Linked DNA regions of Mus musculus: region 1 is linked to region 2. A link is a loop called in an ENCODE intact Hi-C map of the cell type or tissue named here. Cell type or tissue: heart. All regions are shown on one strand. Each heading gives the region's core, and the rest is flanking DNA. Links, peaks and the distances in the headings are about the cores only. Region 1 holds the start of Nudt16l1 (nudix (nucleoside diphosphate linked moiety X)-type motif 16-like 1). Region 2 holds the start of Mgrn1 (mahogunin, ring finger 1).

The links. Hi-C counts contacts between places; a loop is a spot of excess contacts. Peaks named below come from ENCODE experiments on the same cell type or tissue, not always from the same donor. Only the 100,000 strongest peaks of a DNase experiment are listed, where the experiment ranks them.
Region 1: a loop joins it to region 2, with 4 times the contacts of the local background. A loop is called at or near these places in 1 of 42 quality-filtered maps.

The regions. Positions count from the first base shown.
Region 1 is chr16:4,937,069-4,942,435 of GRCm38, forward strand. It overlaps Mgrn1 (mahogunin, ring finger 1), which reads left to right. Exons shown (of 17, transcript NM_029657.4): 17 at 1-1,228. Nudt16l1 (nudix (nucleoside diphosphate linked moiety X)-type motif 16-like 1) reads left to right here and starts at 2,043. Exons shown (of 3, transcript NM_025839.4): 1 at 2,043-2,225; 2 at 2,310-2,570; 3 at 3,128-3,960. The coding sequence starts at 2,073. The coding sequence ends at 3,349. Anks3 (ankyrin repeat and sterile alpha motif domain containing 3) reads right to left here. Exons shown (of 17, transcript NM_028301.4): 15 at 5,143-5,226; 16 at 4,831-4,919; 17 at 4,347-4,729. The coding sequence ends at 4,843. Gm16861 (predicted gene, 16861) reads right to left here and starts at 2,517. Exons shown (of 3, transcript NR_037666.1): 1 at 2,303-2,517; 2 at 1,800-2,096. In heart, for the core only: no CTCF peak of the experiment used is centred there; DNase peaks (open chromatin) are centred at 483, 2,013, 2,573, 3,443 and 2 weaker places; H3K4me3 peaks cover 1,864 bases; H3K27ac peaks cover 1,792 bases.
Region 2 is chr16:4,884,058-4,889,424 of GRCm38, forward strand. Mgrn1 (mahogunin, ring finger 1) reads left to right here and starts at 2,043. Exons shown (of 17, transcript NM_029657.4): 1 at 2,043-2,416. The coding sequence starts at 2,329. In heart, for the core only: a CTCF peak has its summit at 2,557; DNase peaks (open chromatin) are centred at 984, 1,395 and 2,084; H3K4me3 peaks cover 2,894 bases; H3K27ac peaks cover 3,015 bases.

The DNA of each region.
Region 1 (5,367 bases), core at 79-5,078, 53 kb after region 2:
CCTGGACCCCAGCGAGACCCTGGCCTCTCTTGTCTGCACGCCTCATGTGGCCACTGGGATTTGAGGGTCCACAGTGAACCTTGATCAAATTGCACAGTGGGTTGTTCCTCCACACACCCTCCTTTTTTTACGGTCAATATATTTGTAAATGGTACAAGATGAAGGACAACAACTGTCTCCATGGGCCACGTGCCCTAGAAGGACTCTCCCCAACTGTCAAAGCTAATGCTTTGAGCACTTAGCAAACCAGCATAAGAGAATCTACCCATGGAATGTTCTGGAAGGTGGGCAGTCCAGGTTACAGTTGATGAAGGAAACAGTGCCTGTCTGCCTCTCATGTGTGACCCCAAGGCAGCCAGGCTGTCACTGCTGCTGTCACAGGCTGACACCTTACAGATGTCCTGACCATGGGTGACCCTCCTCGGAGCGTCCAGATCCCCTCCTGCTCTGCTCTATTACCTACTAGTGGTCCCTGGCAGCTGTGGGCAAGGCCTGGGTAGTCAGACTGTTAACACCACAGTCCTTAGCAGTGGTCAATGTCCAGTTCCCCCGCACAGGTCCTGCTTCACTCACATCCTCACCCGCTGCCAAGGTGGCGGTTTGTGCTTGCAGGGCAGCACTGCCCACCACCTGCCAGGGAGGAGCCTGAGCAGCTTCCATAGCAGATCCGTTGCCAGTTACCTGGCCTGTAAGCTTCTTACTGATTGATTGTCTAAGGCTCCTGTCAGAGCCCACCTAGAAGCAGGCTCCTAGTGATACTTTGTTTCCAAGGCAGAAGTGGCCCATGAGTGGCCCCAGAGCAGAGGTGCCCCAGGCAGTGCAGCTCCCTGGTGGGTTGGTAGAGGGACCTCAGCTTAAGGAACTGCCCTGCCACTCACCCAGGTGACAGCCTGTAGCAGTGCATGGAGACCCCTTTAGGCTCAGGGCTGCTCGAGCTCTGACTCTAACCCTGCTCCTTCCTAGCACAGCTCTGCACATCCATCTCTCTCTCTTGCTGAATGCACATATGTGCACACATGTCAGCATGTGCATGCTCACTCCCCCACTTCTCACCTGCCAACATCCTGGCCTCTGGCCGTGGCACTGGTGCCAGTACTTTGAAAGATGGGGTGCAGCCTACACACTTACCTGTCTCAGACTCACATGTACTATCATCTGATGTACTCTGATTGGCTAGTTTGGGTTCATTTTTACTGTATATTTATAGTAATAAAATCATGCAGCAATATTCTATGTGTGCCTTTGTTCTGGCACAGCACTATGTAGGCAGCAGCATTGTTGGCTTTTGGTGTAGTGACAGGACACTAGAGTGGTTTCTGGCAGAACTCCTGACAGGTTTTGTTGCTGCCTTCATTTGCTTGTGTGAGAGGGGCAGTGAGTGCCCCCTCCAAACATAGACAATGGTTTATTGCTATTTTGTTGCTTGCTGTGTCTGAAACTGGACTTGGAATTTGGCTCACCTCCACTGGGCAATTGATGAATCTTAGCCTCTAGGTGGGCAGGTGGTCCTAGTTCTTATACCCATCCCAACTCCTGTGATGTTTACTGAACATTAATCAATGTGCCAGAGAGGGGCAAAGCATAAGTAAGGCTTAGGTCCCCTGTCACTTGAGCTGGAGTCACTTAGACATTTAAGTTTTTTAAGGCATGATTTCATAGGCAGTGGAGCCACAAGCTCTGGGTGAAGCTCAGGGGAAAACCAGCCCCCTCATGGATGAGGTGGATATTGAGACTTCAGATGCCCTCTCAGGGATGTTCGGGACTGGAGACTGACACGTCTTGATAATCAGTGTACCTACCTGCTTAGGACAACCTGGTCTCCGTGCGGTGCGTCTTGGTAGCTGTAGTTTTCTGGTGGTTGTGGGGTCTCCTCTGCAACTTGGAGGGTGGCGAACTACATAACTCCACCCCCACCCCACCCCGCCTCCGCCAGGGTCTTTCCTGGGTTCAACCCCAGAAGCACAGGACTGGTGGAGGCGGGCTTTATGCACGTGGAAGCACGAGGATTGGGTCTGGTGTTGTGGGCGGGGTCGCGCATGCTCGTTTGGGCAGTGGGCCTGGAGCACATCAAGATGTCGACCACGACGGTTCCGGAGCTGAAACAGATCAGTCGGGAGGAAGCAATGCGCTTGGGGCCCGGCTGGAGTCATTCATGCCACGCCATGCTATACGCCGCCAACCCCGGGCAGCTTTTCGGACGTATCCCCATGCGTTTCTCAGTGCTGGTGAGGAGCTGGGCGGGCAAGCAGGGCGGATACAGGCTTGGGACGCCCAGTGGACCCCACGTCCTGACCAAGCTTACCTTGCAGATGCAGATGCGCTTCGACGGGCTGCTAGGCTTTCCCGGGGGTTTCGTGGACCGGCGCTTCTGGTCGCTGGAGGATGGCTTGAATCGGGTGCTGGGCCTGGGCCTGGGCGGCCTACGCCTTACCGAAGCTGATTACCTGAGTTCACACCTGACTGAGGGTCCACACCGTGTGGTGGCACATCTGTACGCACGGCAGCTGACATTGGAACAACTGCATGCTGTGGAGATCAGCGCTGTGCACTCACGGGACCACGGTCTGGAGGTGGGGCTACTGCCTGGGGCCCGCCCCCATTCCCACTCCTGAGGTTTGGCTCTGGCACCACAGAAGGCACCTTGGGTAACAAGTACCCCTCAGGGTCCTCACCCTGGCTATGCTGGGTGGGAAAAGGGACTTGGGATCTGGATCATGGGCTGTTTTCATTTGCCTTGTCTGCCATTGTCAATCCTGGGAGTGGGGCTTGGGGTCACTGGAAGGGATGAACAGGGCCTGCTTGGGAAATTGAGACCAAAAAGACCGGGTTGCATGCAGTGTTTGGGATTATCTCCTGAGAGGAAATTGGGGGATTTGTAGATTCTGTGGTCTAAGGGGCATGGAGTGAAACCAGGGATCATGGGGGTTGCTGCCAGACAGGGTGGGGAGTGCATAGGATTGACCTTGGAACTTGGAGAGAAGGCACTTTACTGCCACCAGCCTGGCCTGGCCAGACCCTGCCTGGGTCTCCCCTGTTTCTTTGGCAAACTGGTGGCTGACAGGCATCTCTGCCAGGGTCCTGCCTCTACAAGAAGAGCCCAGCCCCACTCATGCCCTCTGTCCCACAGGTCCTGGGCCTTGTACGGGTCCCACTGTACACACAGAAGGATCGAGTAGGCGGCTTTCCTAACTTTCTGAGCAACGCCTTCGTCAGCACTGCCAAATATCAACTTCTATTTGCCCTTAAGGTACTCAACATGATGCCCTCGGAAAAGCTGGCCGAGGCCTTGGCCTCAGCAACAGAGAAGCAGAAGAAGGCTCTAGAAAAGCTGCTCCCGCCCTCATCCTGAGGTGCTTCTTGTGCAGGTCCCTGCCCTCCCTTGGCTGTCTCTGCCCACAGGCCCTGGAATTCCCGAGACGCGTGCCTTCTAGTGTGTTTGCTTTTGCATCCCTTCTGACTGCAAGGGACATGCAGGCAGCTGTTCATCATTACTGTCCCAAGCAGTCCCTGGGACCTAGCTACACTCTCAGGTTGGTCAGTGGGGGTGGGCCTGGGCCTAACTTTTCAAGCTGAAGATGCTCTCACCCATCCCAGGGCTCAAACTGTCCTGTGCGAGTCTGTTCATGACTAGTGGAGTCCCAGCTAGAGCCCATTCTTCGAAGGCAACCACTTGGTTGGAACACAGATCCTGGACTGGTCATGGGTTTTGCCCAACAGAGATGACCCACGTTAGACCAACCCTTCTTTCCCTTAGCCCAGAGCCTGACCCAGCGTGGGGCAAGATGTTTATTTGGGTGCTTGTTGGATTTCTCTGTTAGATTTTGTTCTTGGTGTATGAACTGTGGTTTGGTTTCAGAATGGCTGTGCCCCACATGATTTTGTTTTCCCCATGGGGGCCTCTGTGAAGCTGAGGAAGGAAGAAGACAATAATAAAGCCATTCCTCTGATGCTCATGTTGCTTCTGAGTGCCATGGCCACATCTTTCTGAGGTGTGTGGAGGTTGGGCCCCAGACCACAGCCAGCCTCTGAGGGCAACCAATCTCAGTGGCAGCTTGAATTGAGCTCTTGTGGTGATGGTGGAGCTGAAAGCACAGGCCTAGTGTGCAGAAGGACAACAGAAGTGCCACCATGGGACAGGACCACCACTGCTGGCAGTCCTATAGCCTGGTGCAGAAACACTGGGAAGGCTGTGTGCCAGCTCCACTTTAGGGCTTAGCAACAATCCAAGAGCAGGGGAGAAACCCTGGAGCAAGAGTGACCCCCACAGCTAAGGATACAGAGCAGAAGTAACCACACATGGGTTACTAGGGTCTTCTGGTGTCAGGCAGGAATACATGTCAAGTGATCACAAATGAGCCCCCACCAACTTGCATCTAATTTTTATTTTCAAAGAGTACATTTTCTAGGCACCCCAGACCTTGTCTGTAAGATCAGACCTCAGTATGGCACCTGCATGTGCAGGACACAACCTCTCCATACAGCCCTGCCTGGTCTGGGCCAAAGCTGCCTACCAGCATGGGCCTCTCCACCAGGATCTGGGTGCTGAGCCCTCCATCCTGTCTCAGGGCTGGCCCAAGCTGCCCTAGTGGGGACCGCAGTCCTGTCTTCCTGTCCATAAGCTGCTCCCTGGAATGGTCTTCTATTCCCTGGGCTGCCGCAGCCATCTGCTCACTGCCCTGTCTTGCGTGGCACATAACTTCAGGGTGGATTTATCACCCAACGTCAGAATCTGAATAAATTTGTTTTAAGAGAGAAAGAGAGAGCACTTGATAAGAAGGAACAAGAAGGTTAAGTCCAAGGCACCCATGAGCGCGTAGTGGATACTCTCACCGTCCCTCCTGGCTACGGTTCCCGCCATTTCTTTGCATTCAGCATCTGTAGTTTCTCCAAGCTCTGTGTTACAGAGCATAACGCCTGCCCTAAGGATAGGGCCAATTAGTGAGTGCTCTGTGATGGAGTCTCAGCAGCAGTCTAAAAGGGGAAACTCAGGGCACTATGAATAGGTGACCCTGGGATAAGACTACTTGGGGCTCTGAGCTATCGGGTATGGCCAGCTTTGGGGTCAGGTCTCAGCCTCAGTCCATGGAAGAGGCTCTGGGGAAGGGTGAGGTTAAAGCCTTGGCTACACTCCTAGAGACTTACCCATCTCATGGACACGGTCTTCCAGGGCTCCTGACAACTCAGGGAGGCTCAAGGCCTGCAGGGGAATGGGCCAGCCTTTGGAATCTGTGGTATAGAATGGTGAGTTGGCCACGGGTTTGTCCTCACTGTTGATGCATGAGTGACCGAGCAGCCAAGGTAGGGAAGCCTCTCAGGCTTGTACCCAGCTACTGGTTTAATAGCTGCCACTTAAGGCTCAGCTTAAGA
Region 2 (5,367 bases), core at 136-5,135:
TTGCAATGTGTGCTGTGGTCACAGAGAGGATGGTGGAAGGCTGAAGCTATGTTGTTTCCAGTGACTCTCTTAAATGCAGGGTTCAAGAAGATGTCTCTCCTTCAGGCACAGCTTGTGAGCTAGATGTATTGAAATTGCATCCTTTGTGCAACTCCATAATCAGGCCTTGCTTCCATTAGTCTAGGCACATCTTCATAATAGTCATTAGTGTGTGCTGTCTTATGATTCTAAATATGTTTATGAAGAGATTATGGCTTTTGTTCTCAACTGGTCCATTGTGCTATTTTGAGTTTGAAGAAATTCAGAGATCTCTTACACAGCTACTCTAGGGTAGCATTAGCCAAAGAAGAGCCAAAAGCTCGACTCTTCAGGGATGGAGGAGGGTGCCTGGGTGGGAGGCACAGTGGAGGTGGATGGCGGGCGGTGCAGACAGATTATGCCTTAGACTGTGAATCTCTGCTTCCAGTGTAAGAGGAAAGAGTTTCCAGCCAGGAAATGTAGCTTCTCATCTAACTTCTTGGCTGCCCTCTGCTGCTCCTTAGTTGAACTTTGGAGGACCTCTGGTGTCCTGGAGGGTCCCAACTAGGTCTCAACAACATGGTCTCGAGGGAAGTCTTGTCTCTGGTGAGTGGCACTAGCCCTTTATGGTTTGAATATTATTATATTCAATTACATATATTATTCCATCATTCAGCCATTTTGGCCACCTCCTCACACAGCTTTCAGCCTATCAATTCTTTTTGTTTTGTTTTTTCGAGACAGGGTTTCTCTGTATAGCCCGGGCTGTCCTGGAGCTCACTTTGTAGACCAGGCTGTCCTCGAACTCAGAAATCCGCCTGCCTCTGCCTCCCGAGTAAAGACGTGCGCCACCACGCCAGGCTTCAGCCTATCAATTCTTGATATTTTCTCTCTTCCTTCACCGGACTTTGGAGGATAGCAATAGGCCAAGTTGGCCTGAAAATTGATGTCCTCCGTACCTACGATGCAGCAACTCAGGATGGAGCCCATGATGCACATTTCTGCTGGCCAGCAGAAGAGGTTGGGGTGACGACAGACATGGCCCAGACCAGGCCGCACCGAGGCACACCCACCGCGCGAGGGTATTTTTTTGCTCACTTGAGGTCTTCACTTAAGGCCTATGCTTGTCACCTTATCTACAAGGGACAGGGGGAGGATCTTCAAGGACTTTGCATTCAGGTTTAGTATAGTTTGAACTATGGTGAAGTCACCACCTGATACTTCACTACCTGCTGGTCTCCCTAGCTGCTCTCCTGGAACAGCAGGTTCAAGATGGGAGGCACTTCTAAGAAACTCAACTCCTCTGAGAATCATAAAAACATACCCTGGCATCCTCAAAGCAGTGCGTGTGTGCGCGCGTGCGTGTGTGTGAGAGAAGCCAGGGCATAGCTTGTAAATTAATGTTGCAATCCGTATCCTGATTTTTCTGAACTTGCTTTTAGCATATTATTTGCCGTCTGCCCTGCTTTGTGCCTCAGTTTCCCTATGTGTCAAAGGGGGAGAAATCTGTCTTCTGAAAATTCCGTGTCCATTGTAAATGTTTCTGTGTAGCCCTAGCTGTCCTGGAACTCACTCTGTAGACCAGGCTGGCCTCGAACTCAGAAATCCGCCTGCCTCTGCCTCTGCTGGGATTAAAGGCGTGCGCTACCAAGCCCGGCTTTTTATTTATTTATTTATTTTTTAATGTTTTGACTTCTTGACCAAGGCTCCAAGGCTTGGTGGTTACCCAGTTGTCCTCTGGTTAAAGGTATTCCCTTTGCGGCTGAGGATGGGAGAAGAACCTCGGGAAGTGGGGGAGAGCTACTGTAGAATTGTCGACATTTTCAGACTTGGTTTACATGGGAGACGCTCGAAATTCTGAGGGTGTCTAAATGTAGACAGAAGATGAAGGGACTGAGGCATTCCGGTTTCAGTATCCAGCTGGGCAGCCGAGGTTAGCGTCGTGTGAAGGAGATAACCCCCTTAGCCGGAGCCTCTTGGTTCGACCCACTGTGGCTACTCACGTGAGAGGTGGTGGTGGTGGTGGTGGTGGTGGTGGTGGTGGTGGCAAGCTTGGGAAGCGTAGTACGCAGGCGCATTGGCTGCCTGGCCTGGACTCCATTTCCCCTGGAACTGCGGGGCGGGGGCGGGGGCGGGGCGCCGGGCCTAGGCCGGGGCGGCCGGGGGCGGGGGCTGTGGAGAGGTGCCGCGGCGGCGGCGGCGGTGGCGGCGGTGGGTACGCGTTGGTGCGGCCTGTTTTGGGCCATGTCCGTGTGAGGACGCCGCAGCCGACAACCTCTCCTCTCCGGCTGGCCGGTAGAAACGCGCACCATGGGCTCCATCCTGAGTCGCCGCATCGCGGGCGTAGAGGACATCGACATACAGGCCAACTCGGCCTATCGCTACCCTCCGAAGTCCGGTGAGCTTCCGAGGACGCGGACCGCGGAAGGGGGCTGGAACGGGGACTGGGGACTCCAGGAGGCCCGGGGATCAGACGCGCGAGCGCCCTGCCCTGTCGCGGACCCTCCTCCTGTGCCCCTTCCCGGTACCTGTGGAGTTTGAGGCGTGGCTGCGGCCCTGGCTAGCCCTGCTGGCCGCAGACGCACCTTGCGCGGCCTCTTTTTAACTGGTGACCTTGGGCCACTCACTTTGTGTATGCACCGATACTTGGCATCTCTGGGATCAGACTGCATTGGTAGTGAGGACACCCTCACCACCGACCCGGTGGTGCCGGCTTTGGAGGCATGAAGACCGGCCCTGGATTGTGACAACTCATTAGGATTTGGACCCAGGCTTTCCTCTTCCCGTGCGAGTGAGGGACACTGGTGTTTGACCTAGGGAGGTGATCGATAGGGAGGTGCTGGGTTCCATTGGAGGACAGGATAATGGTTTGAATGGTTAGAGAGAACTACTGACCTTTCCCTCTCATTCAGGGCAGACTCACTGGTAGATTATGGGAGCTGGATGGGGGCAGAGTTGGAACCAGCATCAGATATCAGATGTGGGATCCCAGAGGAGCCTTGCTCCTATTCTCATTCATAGTCTCTGCTCTCTCTCTCTCTCTCTCTCTCTCTCTCTCTCTCTCTGTCTGTCTCTCTCTCTCTCTCTCTCTCTCTGTGTATGTGTTTAAAATAAGGACAGTATGTCATGTAGCCCAGCATGGCTCCAACTCCTTATGAGAGTGACATTGAGCAAACACTGGTCCTCCTGCCTCTACCCTCCCAGTGTTGAGATTTGAAATGTGCACTTTGCCCTGTTTTATGAGGTGCTGGAGACTTGAACTCAGCGCACTGTGCATGGTAGTCAAGCATTATATTAACTTAGTCACATTCTTAGACCAGGCCTTTTTCTAAGACAAAAGTCCTGTTATATAGCTCTGGCTGGCCTGGTACTCAGTTCTCCAGCCTTAGGCTTCTGGTGCTGAGACTACAGGTGTGTCCTGCTACACACAGCAATGCCTGGTGCCTTGTCAGCTACATTTACTTCTACACAACTTCTTGGCGGGGTAGAACGCTGGGCCTTTAGATCCGGTTCTAAGTGTTGAATGTGATGTTTGGTCCTGAGGTGTTTTCAGACCAAGCCGGCCAGATTTCCTGTGTGGCTGAGAAGAGTCTGCCCCCATTAGTTGGACAGCTTATTAAATGTTTCGGGCTGTGCTTCTAGACTTTCTTTGCCCTAGGGATCTGCATTTTAAGCTAATTTTCTTTGGTGTGTTTGATGCCCACTCAAGTTTGAGATAGTATTCTGTTAGTGTGAAGATCTGGGAACTCCCAGGATGAAAGAACAGGAAACTGGCACTATTTAGTGACACTTTTCAGTGAATGGGATGGAATCACATGTCAGTGTAGGGAGACCTGCTTGCCTGTGTGCATTGCTAGTACAGGCTGCAGCTCCAGAGGTTTCCTTGGAGACTTGAAGGACTAGTGTGTGCACATCTGAGACAACAGTTGTTAACCCTCCACTGAGATTCTCCTTGTTTGTCTTCTGCTGAGTGACCTTGATTAAGTTTGCTTATTTGCATCTCAGTTTCCTCTTCTCGGAAAAGGGTGCTTAGAACTACGCCAGGCACATAAGATTTTTCTGTAAATGTTGGCTACTATAACTGCTTCAAAGGTAGCTAGATGATTGGCCCAGACCCTGCCTGTATGTGGCAGTGGTGTGGCAGATACTGGAAAGCTAGCTTCCCTCACCTGGCACCTGAGTACCATTAATGCCCCTTCACTTAGGCAGTTGCATAAAACAACAATGCATGGCCTGTGCACACACTACAAATCCACAGAACTAGGCATTTCCAATTGTTAAGATGTTCCTCTAACCTGGATGGGGTTACTGGCACAGTAACCTGGGATGCCATTCATACATTGCTGAGTTCTGGGCCTGCCTAGTCCAAAGATTTTTGTTTGTTCCGCATGTGTTTGGTGCTGGCAATCGCACCTAGAGAATGCTACTCTGTTTCATACCCTCCTGGATAACAATATAAACAATGTGTCTTTTCGTTTTTCTTCTGTCCTAGTCTTTCACTTACCATGGGGTCCTTAAGATCTTGTGCAGGAAACTGGGGCTGAGAGAAAGGCGAGGAACACTTGAAGGGTACTCCCATGAACTGTTCATCTGTACAAAATTGTAGTTTCAGCCTTCTGCTGGTTTTCTTTATTTGAATTTCAAGGAAAAGTGTGCTAATTTTTGTTGTTGTTTTTTTTAAAGCTACTTTTATTTAGATGGTGGACATCTTTAGTCCTAGCTCTTGGGAGACAGAGATAGGAGGATCTCTGTGAGTTGTAGGCCAGCCTAGTCTACAGGGCTGCATAGTGAGAGATCCTATATTAAAAAAAAAAAAAGTGTTGTTTTTATTTTCTGTTGTATCCACATGTCCTGGGCATGCAGTACCTGTGGGAGGGCATCGGATCCTTTGGACAGACAGTTGGTATTTGCCATGTCAGTACCAGGAACTGAACTTGGGTCAGTTACAAGAGCAAGAAGAACTCATAACTGCTGAGCCATTGTTAGAGCCCAAGCAATTTTTTTAAACAAATTTTTATTAGATGCATTCTTTTTTTTTTTTTTTCCCCCGAGACAGGGTTTCTCTGTGTAGCCCTGGCTATCCTGGCACTCACTTTGTAGACCAGGCTGGCCTCGAACTCAGAAATCCGCCTGCCTCTGCCTCCCGAGTGCTGGGATTAAAGGCGTGTGCCACCACGCCCGCCCGGCTGCATTCATTTTTTGTTTTACATGTGAATGTTTTGTCTGTGTGTGTGTGTGTATGTGTGTGTGTGTGCACTGTATGATGCTTGGTGCCCATATAGGCTAGAAGAAAGTATCTGATCTCTTGGAACTGGAGGGAGCCACCATGTGGTGCTAGGAATTGAACCT